Linked DNA regions of Homo sapiens: region 2 is linked to region 1. The links are chromatin loops, found by intact Hi-C in ENCODE. Cell type or tissue: PC-9. All regions are shown on one strand. Links, peaks and the distances in the headings refer to the core of each region. The heading gives the core; the rest is flanking DNA.

Region 1 (8,345 bases), core at 85-8,084:
CTTGTCTTTTACTCATAGTTTATCATTTATGTAATCTTTATGTAGTGACAACAGTGAGGTCACCTGGCAAAAACATGTTTAGGAACAGAGATTCTGTGGGCAAACAATTCACTTGGGAGGAGAGGCCCTCAGGAAGAGTAGCCTTCTAGCCACAGGCATTCGGCTCTGAGCATCCATTACTATGTTTTACCGAGGCAGTGGAGAGATGAGTGAAGTGAGCTTCCACTGTTTTGTATCAGTTAAACTGAAGAACAAATTGGGCCTAGCAGACTCAGTTGTCATTTCAGATTGTCAGCTGACTTTACAGGGTAATTTATTAAGCTTTATTTTCTTTCCTAAAAATCTACCATTTTTAATTTTTAGCTTAATCCTTAATAAATTTTACGTTCCTTAGAGCATTACCTTGAATGAGTAATTGTTTACAGAAGGTGTTGTTTAGCTTAAGGATTTCTTTCTTTTTTCTTAATATTAGTGAAAAATGTATAGCTCTAGAAAACTTTTAAAGGAACTATAGATTATATCATTGCCTCACTTATATGCGATTTGCAATAATTAATTATGGAATTTTTTTTGTAAAATGGACACCCATTTTTTATCTCTGTGGTCATTCTATTTGTTTTCTGCTACTTAATGTGTATCAGCTGCACCTTCAGAAATTTAAGTGGTTAGTTCACAGTTTCTCACCTGATGGCATAAGGCTGCGCTAACGCCATCAGTAAGTTCTAGATCAGGCTATTTGAAAATTACATACATATGAGAAAGCATATAATAGTGTGCACAGGTATGCTGCTATCTAGGCTAGTCTGTGCATTTAGCAGTTTCAGAGCATGAAGCTTTATATGCACACAACTTCCTATATGTGCATCCTGGAAACTTAGAATTATACTTAGGAGGTGTGATGATGCAGAAGGAAGACATACAAAACCATGGATCCGATCCCTTCTTTAGTGTTTAAGTACATGACCTTAGGGAAATCTGTTAGGTTAACTGTTTCCTCCCTTAGAGCGGAAATGCCTAAGTGTATGGTAGGTGCTCAATAAATGCTCCAATGATATAAAAATTCTCACTTCTGGTTCCCACCTATTGCTTTACACTTCTGCATTTTTTATGTTCCTCTTTTTTTCTCGGTGTTCCCCTTCTTTGCCTAACTAACTGATCTTCAAACATCAAGATTTTGTTCCCCCAAGAGGCCTCCTGACAACGCCAATGAAAGTGAGATATTCCTCTTTGTCAACATTGTACATTCTTGTTGCCTTTGCATAGAGACTCTTCCCTCTGCCTGGATATATCACCACCTCCTTTTTCACATGATAAACTTCAATTAATTTTTCATCTTCTAGCTCAAGTGTCATTTCCTCTTTGAAGCAATACCTGACTATTTACAGATTGTAGTGTTCCTCAGTTTACTCCACTTGTCCCATTAATCACTTTTCACACATACTGAAATCATTTAGTTTCATTGTTTTCTCACTGTTAAAGCATAAATTCCTTGAACATGGAGATAAGTCATCTTTATCGCCCCAGGTTGCCTGGCACGTAGTAGCTGCTTATTAAACATCTGTTGAATAGAATGAATCAGCAAAATGGAATAATAATAGTACATGTCCTTTATTTCTCACAAGTTTGTTGCTAAGGAAAATAAACAAAGGATTGTTAGGACTTTGTAAACTGAAATACTGCCCAAAATAACATTTTTCTTTGGCTTGTCAGCCAGCAGTTTGCTGTTTAATGCTCTACGATTAGGACATGGATCTAGAGCTAACCTTCTCCTTTAAATCTTTTTTGGGTTATGGACACCTTTAAAGATTTGACAAAGCTTTGCAGGATCTCCTGCATAGGGGGAAATTCATCTGTACACAACATTTCTGAAGCTCATCTACATTCTTTCTGGTTCTGGGAAACCAGGTTGAGAATCTCTGCTGTAACTTTATAGTACAATAAAAGTTACTGTGCCAGAGGTCCAGGATACCTCTAGAGGTAGAAAGGAGGCCATGTTAAACTTGTAGGTTAAAAGGAAACCTACACAGAAGGGAAATGACTTGAGCAGCCTTAGGGGATAGGTGTTATAAAAATGAATTAAAACATTAAATTTGAGAGACAGGCACCAACAGTTTTTCTCTGAACTTGAGTGGTAGGAAATGCTAGCAAAAACTGGGTCCAGTTTATTCAACCAAATACTCAAGTGTCTGAGTTTTCAGTAGAAACTATTGATATGGGGGGAAAACAGTAGTAAAATCTTTTTTTTCATCTTTGAACAGGAGGCGTCTAAACTGGATCCAGTGGGCTTCCCTCCTGACTTTATTTTTGTCTATTGTGGCCTTGACTGCCGGGACTAAAACTTTACAGCACAACTTGGCAGGACGTGGATTTCATCACGATGCCTTTTTCAGCCCTTCCAATTCCTGCCTTCTTTTCAGAAGTGAGTGTCCCAGAAAAGACAATTGTACAGCAAAGGAATGGACTTTTCCTGAAGCTAAATGGAACACCACAGCCAGAGTTTTCAGTCACATCCGTCTTGGCATGGGCCATGTTCTTATTATAGTCCAGTGTTTTATTTCTTCAATGGCTAATATCTATAATGAAAAGATACTGAAGGAAGGGAACCAGCTCACTGAAAGCATCTTCATACAGAACAGCAAACTCTATTTCTTTGGCATTCTGTTTAATGGGCTGACTCTGGGCCTTCAGAGGAGTAACCGTGATCAGATTAAGAACTGTGGATTTTTTTATGGCCACAGTGCATTTTCAGTAGCCCTTATTTTTGTAACTGCATTCCAGGGCCTTTCAGTGGCTTTCATTCTGAAGTTCCTGGATAACATGTTCCATGTCTTGATGGCCCAGGTTACCACTGTCATTATCACAACAGTGTCTGTCCTGGTCTTTGACTTCAGGCCCTCCCTGGAATTTTTCTTGGAAGCCCCATCAGTCCTTCTCTCTATATTTATTTATAATGCCAGCAAGCCTCAAGTTCCGGAATACGCACCTAGGCAAGAAAGGATCCGAGATCTAAGTGGCAATCTTTGGGAGCGTTCCAGTGGGGTAAGTTTGTGAGGGTGTTCCTTTTTGCTTGTTCTTCCCAAATTTAAAGCATAGTTAATTCAAGGAAAAAAATAAAATCAGTACTGATTTGTCAAAGAATGTATTGGATCTCTGACTTTTAAAACCGAATCAACAAACATTCCTTTTACTCCTGATGTTTGCAAGGGCTCATAATCAATGCTGTCAGGTGTAGAGAAAAAGTATAAGTCAATCTCAAGGACCTTATGTGTTACTTCATAGAATACTATAGAATTATACACCTGGAAGATACCTCACAGGTTGTCTTGTCCTGTCTGCATAGTTTTACAAGAAACAGGCAAAATGGTTTACAGATAATAAATGAAAGAACTGGTACACCTATGTCTGACTCCAAGTCCCTTTCTCTTTCTTTTCCACCATAGTTAGGGAAAATAAGCTCATTTGTGAGAGAAGTTGGCCTTTCGTATTAGTAAGTCCTGTTGAATAGAAAGCCTGGCTCCTCAGTCCTCCCTGTGGTTATTCATAAGCCAGTATGCCAGAAGGGCAGGGTTTGTTTATTTCACTAGAAAGGTAGTTTTCAAGAGGATCCTTGCAAGGCGAGTAGGAGGAAAATATTTTCTAGAAAAATGCTTATGCAATTATTCCGAATATCTCCCAGTTGCTTGCAATTGTTTTGGAAGGCTCTGTCAATCATTTTATTGGCAAGTTAATGATCTCTTTGAAGATTCAATTAAGGAGTTAAATATACGTTTAAATAAGTGAAATAGACATCTAGCTTTAGATTTACAATTTTCTTGAGCACACAAAATATGAAATATTTTATACAGTGAACATTTCACTCTTTGGGAAAAATAATCTATTGCTTAATAACATTCATAGCAGAGCTTCCCTGGGTGTAATGCCTCTGTCATGATTCAACAGATTCTAAAGATGAAAAAATTAGGATCTTGAGTTTCGGATACCCTGCTCTTAGCCAGAGTGTATATCCAGAAGTCTTGTATTCTTTTCCAACAGCCGATAATGCCATTTGCTCTAATTTTTAAGCAAAAGAAAATCTATATAGGTAACAAGGCCTATGAAGACCTATTTCTGTAACCTTTAATCATTTTTCTGCAAGACCAGCAGGTGGTGCTCCTCACTTTGCTCATGTTAGCTTTGAAATTTTGAGTACTGAGTACACTTCACTTTTTTATCCTCTCATACTTCTATAGTTAACTTTCCAAGAACATAAGTATTTATTTAATTTGACCAGATTATATCTATAGCTTAATGAGGTAAGACCAGTGATTTGTTAGTAAGGTTTTCCCTTTAAAAATGCTACATTTCCAGTTTTGTTCTAATTACTGCTTTCATGTTTCCTTTTAGGATGGAGAAGAACTAGAAAGACTTACCAAACCCAAGAGTGATGAGTCAGATGAAGATACTTTCTAACTGGTACCCACATAGTTTGCAGCTCTCTTGAACCTTATTTTCACATTTTCAGTGTTTGTAATATTTATCTTTTCACTTTGATAAACCAGAAATGTTTCTAAATCCTAATATTCTTTGCATATATCTAGCTACTCCCTAAATGGTTCCATCCAAGGCTTAGAGTACCCAAAGGCTAAGAAATTCTAAAGAACTGATACAGGAGTAACAATATGAAGAATTCATTAATATCTCAGTACTTGATAAATCAGAAAGTTATATGTGCAGATTATTTTCCTTGGCCTTCAAGCTTCCAAAAAACTTGTAATAATCATGTTAGCTATAGCTTGTATATACACATAGAGATCAATTTGCCAAATATTCACAATCATGTAGTTCTAGTTTACATGCCAAAGTCTTCCCTTTTTAACATTATAAAAGCTAGGTTGTCTCTTGAATTTTGAGGCCCTAGAGATAGTCATTTTGCAAGTAAAGAGCAACGGGACCCTTTCTAAAAACGTTGGTTGAAGGACCTAAATACCTGGCCATACCATAGATTTGGGATGATGTAGTCTGTGCTAAATATTTTGCTGAAGAAGCAGTTTCTCAGACACAACATCTCAGAATTTTAATTTTTAGAAATTCATGGGAAATTGGATTTTTGTAATAATCTTTTGATGTTTTAAACATTGGTTCCCTAGTCACCATAGTTACCACTTGTATTTTAAGTCATTTAAACAAGCCACGGTGGGGCTTTTTTCTCCTCAGTTTGAGGAGAAAAATCTTGATGTCATTACTCCTGAATTATTACATTTTGGAGAATAAGAGGGCATTTTATTTTATTAGTTACTAATTCAAGCTGTGACTATTGTATATCTTTCCAAGAGTTGAAATGCTGGCTTCAGAATCATACCAGATTGTCAGTGAAGCTGATGCCTAGGAACTTTTAAAGGGATCCTTTCAAAAGGATCACTTAGCAAACACATGTTGACTTTTAACTGATGTATGAATATTAATACTCTAAAAATAGAAAGACCAGTAATATATAAGTCACTTTACAGTGCTACTTCACACTTAAAAGTGCATGGTATTTTTCATGGTATTTTGCATGCAGCCAGTTAACTCTCGTAGATAGAGAAGTCAGGTGATAGATGATATTAAAAATTAGCAAACAAAAGTGACTTGCTCAGGGTCATGCAGCTGGGTGATGATAGAAGAGTGGGCTTTAACTGGCAGGCCTGTATGTTTACAGACTACCATACTGTAAATATGAGCTTTATGGTGTCATTCTCAGAAACTTACACATTTCTGCTCTCCTTTCTCCTAAGTTTCATGCAGATGAATATAAGGTAATATACTATTATATAATTCATTTGTGATATCCACAATAATATGACTGGCAAGAATTGGTGGAAATTTGTAATTAAAATAATTATTAAACCTATGTCTTGTGTTGCCACTCTGTCATTTAGGGTGGGATGTAGAGTACTTTTAATCTTAAAAAATAGAGTGAGACAAAAACCTACACAACTTTTAAAACTTTCTCTTTAAGTAGATCTTTACTTCTAACAATAACAAAGGCATTTTCATCAGTTATGTGAAATACGAAGATTATATCTATTATGGCGATTTATTTTAAAGGTAAGGGAAATGAGGTACAGCAGGACCTTTCTAGGAAATGTGGCATACAAAACATTTTTATCTCATAAAACATAAAAATTACAAAAATATTCTTACAAAGGTATCACATACAGAATACATTAAATAGCAGATTTCAGTAGTGCATGGAGATTGATTTTCTTATTTACGATTACTTTTTTTCCTCACCTTCCTCTTTGGAAAGCATTTTTTGCACAAAGTTAAGTTTACTTATGTTAACTTGCCACTTAATGAGAGAGGAAGAGAAAGAGTGAGAGCACAAGATCATGTGCTGGAACTAAAAATGTTCTATTCAACCCAGCAATCCCTCTACTGGGTACCTACCCAAAGGAAAATAAATCGTTTTATCAAAAAGACACTTGCAGTGGTATGTTTATCACAGCAGTATTCACAGTAACAAAATCATGGACTCAACCTAAGTGTCCATCAGTGGTGCCTGGAATAAGAAAATGTGGTACATATACACCATGGAATACTTTGCAGCCATAAAAAATAATGAAACCATGTGCTTTAAAGCCACATGGATGCAGCTGGAAGCCATTATCCTAACTGAAATAATTCAGAAACAGAAAATCAAATACCACATGTTCTCACTTATAAGTGGGAGCTAAACAGTGGGTACATGTGGACACAGGATTCCAAAGTGAGAAGGGTGGTGTATTAGTCCATTCTCATGCTGCTACAAAGAAATACCCGAGACTGGGTAATCTATAAAGAAAAGGGGTTTAAATGACTCGCAGTTCTGCATGGCTGGGGAGGAGGCCTCAGGAAACTCACAAGCATGGCTGAAGGCGAAACAGAAGCAAGCACCTTCTTCACAAGGCAGCAGGAGAGAGAGTGCCAACAGGGGAAATGGCAGATGCTTATAAAACCATCAGATCTCATGAGAACTTACTATCATGAGAACAGCATGGGGGAAACTGCCCCCATGATTCAATTACCCCCACCTGGTTCCTTCCTCAACACCTGGGGATTATGGGGATTACAATTCAAGATGAGATTTGGGCGGGGACAGAAAGCCTAATCATATCAGATGGGAAGGACATGAGGGTTGACAAAATATGTATTGGGTACAATGTTCACTGTTTGAGTGATGGGTCCACTAGAAGCCCAAACTTCACCATTATGCAATGTACCATATATACGCAATGTAACAAACCTGTACATGTACCCCTTCAATCTGAAATAAAAGTTGTTTTTTTTTTTAAGATGCGAAGTTCTGATATGTATCCACTGGAGGTCTTATGGGCACCACTGGTTTAAGAAGGTCAGAAGTCTGGAAACCATATCCTACATGCCCCTGAAATGAGGATAGTATAACCTGGAGAGGAGCAATTGTCATGTGAAAAAGGAAGTAGACATTTTTCTGCTCTGGAGAATCAAACTACAGTAAGATTTATATGGTAGTGATTATTATTTTATTATAATGAGGACTTTGCCAAAATAGGTTACTTTTCAACAGTTAAAAGAACCTTCCTGAAGAGTAATAGAGAATAGTAGTAAATTATCACTGAAGTTTTTAGGAAGAGATTGTGTCATCAGGATGTTTTAGAAGAGATTCCTTCATGAGTGTAGAAGTTGGACTGATTTCTAAAGTCCCTTTCTATTTTTAGATTCTCTTCTGCACAGTTATGACCTACACATAATGCACTGAATCTGTTCCCTTGATAGTTTCTGCATAGGCTTTGGTTGTGCCACAAGTGTGGCCTGCAGTGAATGACCTGGTCTAACTCTGTCATTGGTCCTAGGACTGAACTGTCCAGGAATATGCCTAATCCTGAGGGAAAGCATCAATATGGCTGTTGGTTATAGAGAGAAAGATGGCTTAGACTCAAGATCTCAAATCCTTGTCCAGCTGCATCTTGCTGCCGTGGGTTTTCAAGATCCACATACAGAGGGGATAACTTGACAAATTACTCTATAACTCTAAGGCTTTTTTTGCTTCTGAAGTCCCATGTGGAAGCCTTGTCACTTGTAAGCTGGACTAGACTGGGTAGATCTGCAGAGAATCTTTTTGCTTTTCTTTATAGACCCAATAGGCTCGATTAAATAGGCCATATCCTCCTTGGCTCCTTTTTCCTTTACCTATATTCTGATTTTTCCCATGAACATCTACCTTTCCTGTGGGGAGAAGAGGCAGAGGAAGTCAAGCTCAATGAAGTGTGATATTTTTTTCTCTAAAACCTAGAGCAGAGTTTCTTAAACTTCCTTTTAACGGAAAAACAAATGTCATAAATGTCAGCATGGACTTTTTTCTACTT
Region 2 (8,345 bases), core at 252-8,251, 150 kb after region 1:
TCCCACAGAAATACAAACTACCATCAGAGAATACTACAAACAACCTCTATGCAAATAAACTAGAAAATCTAGAAGAAATGGATAAATTCCTCGACACATACACCCTCCCAAGACTAAACCAGGAAGAAGTTGAATCTCTGAATAGACCAATAACAGGCTCTGAAATTGTGGCAATAATCAATAGCTTACCAACCAAAAAGAGTCCAGGACCAGATGGATTCACAGCCGAATTCTACCAGAGGTACAAGGAGGAACTGGTACCATTCCTTCTGAAACTATTCCAATCAATAGAAAAAGAGGGAATCCACCCTAACTCATTTTATGAGGCCAGCATCATCCTGATACCAAAGCCGGGCAGAGACACAACCAAAAAAGAGAATTTTAGACCAATATCCTTGATGAACATTGATGCAAAAATCCTCAATAAAATACTGGCAAACCGAATCCAGCAGCACATCAAAAAGCTTATCCACCATGATCAAGTGGGCTTCATCCCTGGGATGCAAGGCTGGTTCAATATACACAAATCAATAAATGTAATCCAGCATATAAACAGAGCCAAATACAAAAACCACGTGATTATCTCAATAGATGCAGAAAAGCCCTTTGACAAAATTCAACAACCTTCATGCTAAAAACTCTCAATAAATTAGATATTGATGGGACATATCTCAAAATAATAAGAACTATCTATGACAAACCCACAGCCAATATCATACTGAATGGGCAAAAACTGGAAGCATTCCCTTTGAAAACTGGCATGAGACAGGGATGCCCTCTCTCACCACTCCTATTCAACATAGTGTTGGAAGTTCTGGCCAGGGCAATTAGGCAGGAGAAGGAACTAAAGTGTATTCAATTAGGAAAAGAGGAAGTCAAATTGTCCCTATTTGCAGATGACATGATTGTATATCTAGAAAACCCCATCGTCTCAGCCCAAAATCTCCTTAAGCTGATAAGCAACTTCAGCAAAGTCTCAGGATACAAAATCAATGTACAAAAATCACAAGCATTCTTATACACCAATAACAGACAAACAGAGAGCCAAATCATGAGTGAACTCCCATTCACAACTGCTTCAAAGAGAATAAAATACCTAGGAATCCAACTTACAAGGGATGTGAAGGACCTCTTCAAGGAGAACTACAAACCACTGCTCAATGAAATGAAAGAGGATACAAACAAATGGAAGAACATTCCATGCTCATGGGTAGGAAGAATCAACATTGTGAAAATGGCCATACTGCCCAAGGTAATTTATAGATTCAGTGCCATCCCCATGAAGCTACCAATGACTTTCTTCACATAATTGGAAAAAACTAAAGTTCATATGGAACCAAAAAAGAGCCCTCATCGCCAAGTCAATCCTAAGCCAAAAGAACAAAGCTGGAGGCATCACGCTACCTGACTTCAAACTACACTACAAGGCTACAGTAACCAAAACAGCATGGTACTGGTACCAAAACAGAGATATAGATCAATGGAACAGAACAGAGCCCTCAGAAATAATGCTGCATATCTACAACTATCTGATCTTTGACAAACCTGAGAAAAACAAGCAATGGGGAAAGGATTCCCTATTTAATAAATGGTGCTGGGAAAACTGGCTAGCCATATGTAGAAAGCTGAAACTGGATCCCTTCCTTACACCTTACACAAAAATTAATTCAAGATGGATTAAAGACTTAAACATTAGACCTAAAACCATAAAAACCCTAGAAGAAAACCTAGGCATTACCATTCAGGACATTGGCATGGGCAAGGACTTCATGTCTAAAACACAAAAAGCAATGGCAACAAAAGCCAAAATTGACAAATGGGATCTAATTAAACTAAAGAGCTTCTGCATAGCAAAAGAAACTACCATCAGAGTGAACAGGCAACCTACAAAAAGGGAGAAAATTTTCGCAACCTACTCATCTGACGAAGGGCTAATATCCAGAATCTACAATGAACACAAACAAATTTACAAGAAAAAAACAAACAACCCCATCAAAAAGTGGGCGAAGGACATGAACAGACACTTCTCAAAAGAAGACATTTATGCAGCCAAAAAACACATGAAAAAATGCTCACCATCACTGGCCATCAGAGAAATGCAAATCAAAACCACAATGAGATACCATCTCACACCAGTTAGAATGGCAATCATTAAAAAGTCAGGAAACAACAGGTGCTGGAGAGGATGTGGAGAAATAGGAACACTTTTACACTGTTGGTGGGACTGTAAACTAGTTCAACCATTGTGGAAGTCAGTGTGGCATTTCCTCAGGGATCTAGAACTAGAAATACCATTTGACCCAGCCATCCCATTACTGGGTATATACCCAAAGGACTATAAATCATGCTGCTATGAAGACACATGCACACGTATGTTTATTGTGGCACTATTCACAATAGCAAAGACTTGGAACCAACCCAAATGTCCAACAATGATAGACTGGATTAAGAAAATGTGGCACATATACACCATGGAATACTATGCAGCCATAAAAAATGATGAGTTCATGTCCTTTGTAGGGACATGGATGAAATTGGAAATCATCATTCTCAGTAAACTATCGCAAGGACAAAAAACCAAACACTGCATGTTCTCACTCATAGGTGGGAACTGAACAATGAGAACACATGGACACAGGAAGGGGAACATCACACTCTGGGGACTGTTGTGGGGTGGGGGTTGGGGGGAGGGATAGCATTAGGAGATATACCTAATGCTAAATGACGAGTTAATGGGTGCAGCACACCAGCATGGCACATGTATACATATGTAACTAACCTGCACATTGTGCACATGTACCCTAAAACTTAAAGTATAATAATAATAAAATTTAAAAAAAAAGTGAGCCCTTGAAGAGTTCACAATTAGTTAAATCCCCTTTGGTAAAAAAATTCACTTGTTCCTAAAATATGATTTGCAAAACAACAAAATCCCCACCTAGTTGTAGGCAGAGGATATTGCATTCAGAGCAGTATCTACATGAGTACCTAATCTAGGCAAAAGGCCTCAAATACAGGATCTGGCTCAGCCCCTAGGTAAGGCTCTTTAGCAGACATTTATAGTATGATCACAGTGTTTACTAATTCTATAAGAAACCATTAAAACCTCATCTCTGTTAAAAGTCTGAAGAGACTTCTAGATTGTTTCATAATCTTAGCCAAATATTTTTAATTACTTCTTTTTACTGTGCTTGTAATTTTTCTATTTGATAAACAATTTAAGTACTTTTATCTATATTATCATGCACTATTTTACATTATAAATTTTAAGTATTTAAAGAAGTTTTATAAGTTTTTAAATTCACTTTTATAAAGTTTGGTACTTTTATTAGAAACGTTTATAAAAGACTTTGAAATGGGCACAGAGATTACTTGGTGTCTATTGGTTTTCTCTTAACTACCATGAGAAATTACCACTGTAGCGGCGGGAAGATGTGATACTTTTCCTCATCCATCATAAGGGTCAAGGTGGATACTCCTATAAAAAAAGACAGGTTAGCAAAAGAAAAGCATAACACATTACTTAACCAAAGTTTAATATGATACAGGAGCCTTCAGAAATGAAGACCTAAGGGCCAAGTACAGTGGCTCATGCCTGTAATCCCAACACTTTGGGAGGCCAAGGCAAGCAGATTGCCTGAGGACAGGAGTTCGAGACCAGCCTGGCTAACATGGTGAAACCCTGTCTCTACTAAAATTACAAAAATTAGCCAGGCATGCTGGTGCATGCCTGTAATTCCAGCTATGTTGGGAGGCTGAGGTATGAGAATTGCTTGAACCTATGAGGCAGAGGTTGCAGTGAGCCAAGATCACGCCACTGCACTCCAGCCTGGGCAACAAAGTAAGGCTCTGTCTCAAAAAAAAAAAAAAAAGTAAAGAAAAGAAAAGAGAAAGAAAAAGAATGAAGAGCCAAAGACCCAGAGGAAACTGTCTATTTTTATGCTTAGGTTTGATGAAGAATGGACAGCTGTGTAGAAATGTGACTGGACAAAAGGGTGTGATCTAATGGTAATAGACTGAGGGGGAAACCCGGCAAGACCTGTCTGCTCAGATTCTTCTTGGCTTCTCTCTATAACATTCCTTTCTCCCAGGTATGGGGCAGGACCTCTCTGGAATGAGCATCTTATGAAATATTTTCAGGCAAGTTAGGTCAGAGAATTTCTTTTTTGATCAGTTCTCAAGCAGAAAAGTAGGTGAAGGTCACAATGACCTTCTTGCTTCTGAGGTCCTCCCAAGCTCTTTCATTTCTGAATATTTGGGGTAGTGTCTTCTGAGCCCCAACACCATAAACCTAGTAGATCAAAACAACACAAATTTATTATTTTATACCTTTGGAGGTGAGAAGTCTGAAATGGGTCTCGCTAAGCTAAAATCAAGGTGTTGGTAGAGCCTCTTTTCTTCCGAAGGCTGTAGAGGAAAATCCATTTTCTTGTCTCTCCAGCTTCTAGAGGTCAGTGCATTCCTTGGCTTGTGGCCTCTTCTTCTGTCTTCAAAGCCAGCAGTGTGGTATCTTCAAGTCTCTCTCTGACTATGACCTCTCCCTCTGCTCCCCTTTTCTATTTTAAAGGACACTTGTGGTTACATTGAGTCCATCTGGATAAACCAGGAGAGTTTCCTTATTTTAAAGTCATTAGATTAGCACTGAATTTCATCTACAACCTTCATTCCTCTTTTCCTTGTAACATAACATATTAATAGGTTTTGGGAATTAGGACATAGACATCTTGGGGTAGGGGGCTGGAGGGGTACTATTCTGCCTACCACAGTGTGCGTTCACTGGAATGCTCATTGTTATCTAATGGACAACCTGGGAGTTATCTGATTCTATAGAAACATTCTCCTTGCTTTGACAAGGCTGTTTACTATTTCCCAGGCCCTGGGCTGTGCATCTCACTTAATATCTAAACTAGTGATATCCCCATCTTACTAAAGAAGAAGGTGAGCCTTAGAACCAGTGAGTCACTTGTTCAAAGTCACATGGCACATCTCTTTCTATGGATCTTAGCCTCACTTGCTGGGGCACCTATAACAAGATATAGATTAACAAGAGAAAAGCATACCAATGTATTTATATATTCCATATGCAAAGGTGCCATATTTTGGGGTAGCATGTCCTGATTCCCATCACTGTTTTATCATTTTATTAGATGGAGAAACTGAGGGTGATGCAAATAATTCTTCTCTGTAGAAATACAAATGCATTTTGTCTAACTGGTATGTAATTGATTTATGCCTTGTAGGAAAGATCTTGCTTTGTCACCCAGGCTGGAGTGCAGTGGTGCAATCTCAGCTCACTGCAACCTCTGCCTCCTGGGCTCCAGTGATTCTCCTGCCTCAGCCTCCTGAGTAGCTGGGGCTACAGGTGCCCACCACCACGTCCGGCTAATTTTTGTATTTTTAGTAGAGACAGAGTTTCACCATATTGGCCAGGCTGGTCTCAAACTCCTGACCTCAAGTGATCCACCCGCTTCAGCCTCCCAAAGTGCTGGGATTACAGGCATGAGCCACCATGCCTGGCTGGAAAGATCATTTCAAATGTTACATTTTATTGTCCTATAAACATTAAATAGTTCTGCATCAATTGGTAAATTTGTTTCTGTATTGCTGAGTGCCTATATGTGTCTATTCTTCAGATTCTCTTTGAATCAGTTTTAACATCTTACTGATTCCTTCATTAATTAATGTATTAAATAAAATATTTGATATGTATTCATTTTACATTCAGATGAGAGTGATTATTTTATTTTTTAAAAATTAAATTTTGACACCCTTGAAATTACCCAATAGCCAAGAATTATCTACCTGAATTATATACAGAAGTTGATACTCTCTAAAACAGTATTTCCCCAGGTACACTCTATCTAACCCAAATTCTGTGGGTGTTAATAAATATTCCCTGAAAGAAGGGTTTCATTTTTAAATAATTTGGGGAAATTTTTTATTCAAAGAACCTCTTGCAGCACTAGTATTTTATGTACAACATTTTAGAAAATTTTATTCTAGGCCAAGTGCAGTGGCTCACACCTGTAATCCCAGCACTCTGGGAGGCCAAGGCAGGCAGATCACCTGAGGTCAGGAGTTTGAGACCAGCCTGGCCAACACGGCAAAACCCTGTCTCTACTAAAAATACAAAATTTAGCTGGGAGTGGTGGCACATGCCTGTAGTCCCAGCTACTCAGGGATGCTGAAGCAGGAGCATCACTTGAACCCAAGAGGCAGAGGTTGCAGTGAGCCGAGATAGTGCCAATGCATTCCAGCCTGGGGAACAGAGTGAGGCTGCATGTCAAGAAAAGACAAGACAAGACAAGAAAAGAAAAGAAAATCTTATTCTAGATTCTTGGATCATTGTAAACTAATCACAAACCATTAGCCAAGACCCACATACAATTATTGTGCTCATGTCAAAAAAAATCATTCTATTTCTTTGCCTTAGTTTTCCCACCTTCAAAATGCTCTTGGCTGTCTGGCTGTCTGTAACTTAAGCCTGCTTGCAACCAGTAAGGTTTTAGGTGTATAGGTGTGTCTCAGAACCAAGAGTATCTCTGATTTTTGTTTGATTTGATTTTTCTAGATATTCAAGAGATTGAGATAGGATCTAGAATATCAAATTATTGATTTATAATGGATCATCAGTGGCCCAAAAGCTCATGTTCGTCTTTCAAGATTCCACCTTCCTGGTAATAGTGGGCCTGGTGGCTGGTAGTCAAATGACTCTTTGGTGACTGTGAATCAGAGTAAAGTGAGGTATGCACTCTCTCAGATCAAGTAATAATAACAAAGTATGATAATAATCACTAACACTCTTAGATGTTTACTATTTGCCAGGTCCTGGGCTGAACACGGTGCATAAACTCATTTAATATCTAAACTAGTGATATTTCCATCTTACTAAAGAAGAAGCTGAGCCTTCTAGCCAGTGAGTCACTTGTTGAAAGTCACATGGCACAGGTTGAGCTGTGATTGAGGCCCACACAGTAGTGAGCATTATAATACCCAGGCCTATAGTCCTTTGGCTGATTGGGGCCAGATGTAGTTCAGATTTCTGAATTTTTAAGATTTGAGAGAAGTAAACAGTTCATATACTGTACATTAAAACACCCCTAGTGGGTACTCTACCTTTTAACGTTCCTACTAGGAATATGGGCAGCCTCTCATGATTAAACACATTAATTAATATATCTGTCATAAAAGATAAAAATACTCACATTAAGATAATAAAGACTATGTCCTCATATTGCAGGTAAACGTTGTTGCCAAATAGGTCTCAAAAGAGTTTCCATTTTCAAAGTTTTTTGAGTTTTAGAACTTCACATAAAGGATTCCGGACCTGCACTGTTCACTAGGTTTAGTATCTCTCCCTTCCCGGGGTAGTGCCGACAATACTGCTGATTCTTACTCTTACTTTAGGTTTGATGAGCCAAGCTTCCAGCTCCAGGTTTTCTTGAGTCAGGGTAAAATACATTTGGCCTCTAGGGGGAGCTCCAGGCCTCCAGTTTCACTCCACTTCACCACTTCCCCAGACCCCAATCTACACCCTGGAAAGCAAAGCGCTCCAACCCCAAAGAGGAGCTGTACAACTGGACATGTCAAGAAGTACTTACATTGAGCCACCATACAAAGGCTGTGGTCTCTTTTTCCCAGCATTTTCTTCTCTGGGAGTGTGTCTTCCCTCTGCACACGTGGTACAGTAGATGACCAGGAGCTGCTCCTGGCCGTGGCTCATCCCTCCCTGAGAGAGCAATGGGATGGGCAACGTCTACAGAACAGTGTCCCACAGCGCTTAAGAATATGCAGGCCGGTCCTCCCTTTCCTTGGCAGGCTTTCCTACCGCCCTTCCTTGCCATCAGTGTGGTACAATAGAAAAGTTAGAAGGGCGGTGGCTCACGCCTATAATCCCAGCACTTTGGGAGGCTGGGGCGGGCGGATCACGAGGTCAAGAGATCGGGGCCATCCTGGCCAGCATGCTCAAACCCCATCTCTACTAAAAATACAAAAATTAGCTGTGCGTGGTGGCGGGCGCCTGTGGTCCCAGGTACTCAGGAGGCTGGGGCAGGAGAGTCTCTTGAACCTGGGAGGCGTAGGTTGCAGTGAGCCGAGATCAGGCCACTGCACTCCAGCCTGGCGACAGAACGAGACTCCGTCTTTAAAAAAAAAAAAAAAACGGAATTTTTTTTTTTTTAATGACCTTCCTTAAAGGCAGCAGAGGGAGGTCTCCGTGTCCCAAGCCTCTGCACAGGGTCCCTCATTGAAACTTGGAATAAAAGTTCACCGAAGCCAATGAACATTTTCTGGTTTTCTGCTAAATGTCTGTTTTCTCACATGAGAAAAGTCGCCGTAGAGAGACT

The links. A loop is a pair of places that touch in the nucleus more often than their neighbours do. Peaks named below come from ENCODE experiments on the same cell type or tissue, not always from the same donor. Only the 100,000 strongest peaks of a DNase experiment are listed, where the experiment ranks them.
Region 2: it touches region 1 in a loop (6-fold over the local background); 11 of 110 quality-filtered maps call a loop at or near these places.

The regions. Positions count from the first base shown.
Region 1 is chr3:112,578,288-112,586,632 of GRCh38, forward strand. SLC35A5 (solute carrier family 35 member A5) reads left to right here. Exons shown (of 7, transcript NM_017945.5): 6 at 2,259-3,039; 7 at 4,384-7,292. The coding sequence ends at 4,449. Among named protein-coding and RNA genes, the nearest start is that of SLC35A5, 20 kb to the left of the region's middle. In PC-9, for the core only: a CTCF peak has its summit at 4,152 (motif pointing right); a DNase peak (open chromatin) is centred at 4,174.
Region 2 is chr3:112,727,438-112,735,782 of GRCh38, forward strand. No RefSeq gene overlaps it. Among named protein-coding and RNA genes, the nearest start is that of MIR9900, 5.5 kb to the right of the region's middle. In PC-9, for the core only: CTCF peaks have their summits at 7,492 (motif pointing right) and 7,691; DNase peaks (open chromatin) are centred at 4,064 and 7,474; H3K27ac peaks cover 2,353 bases.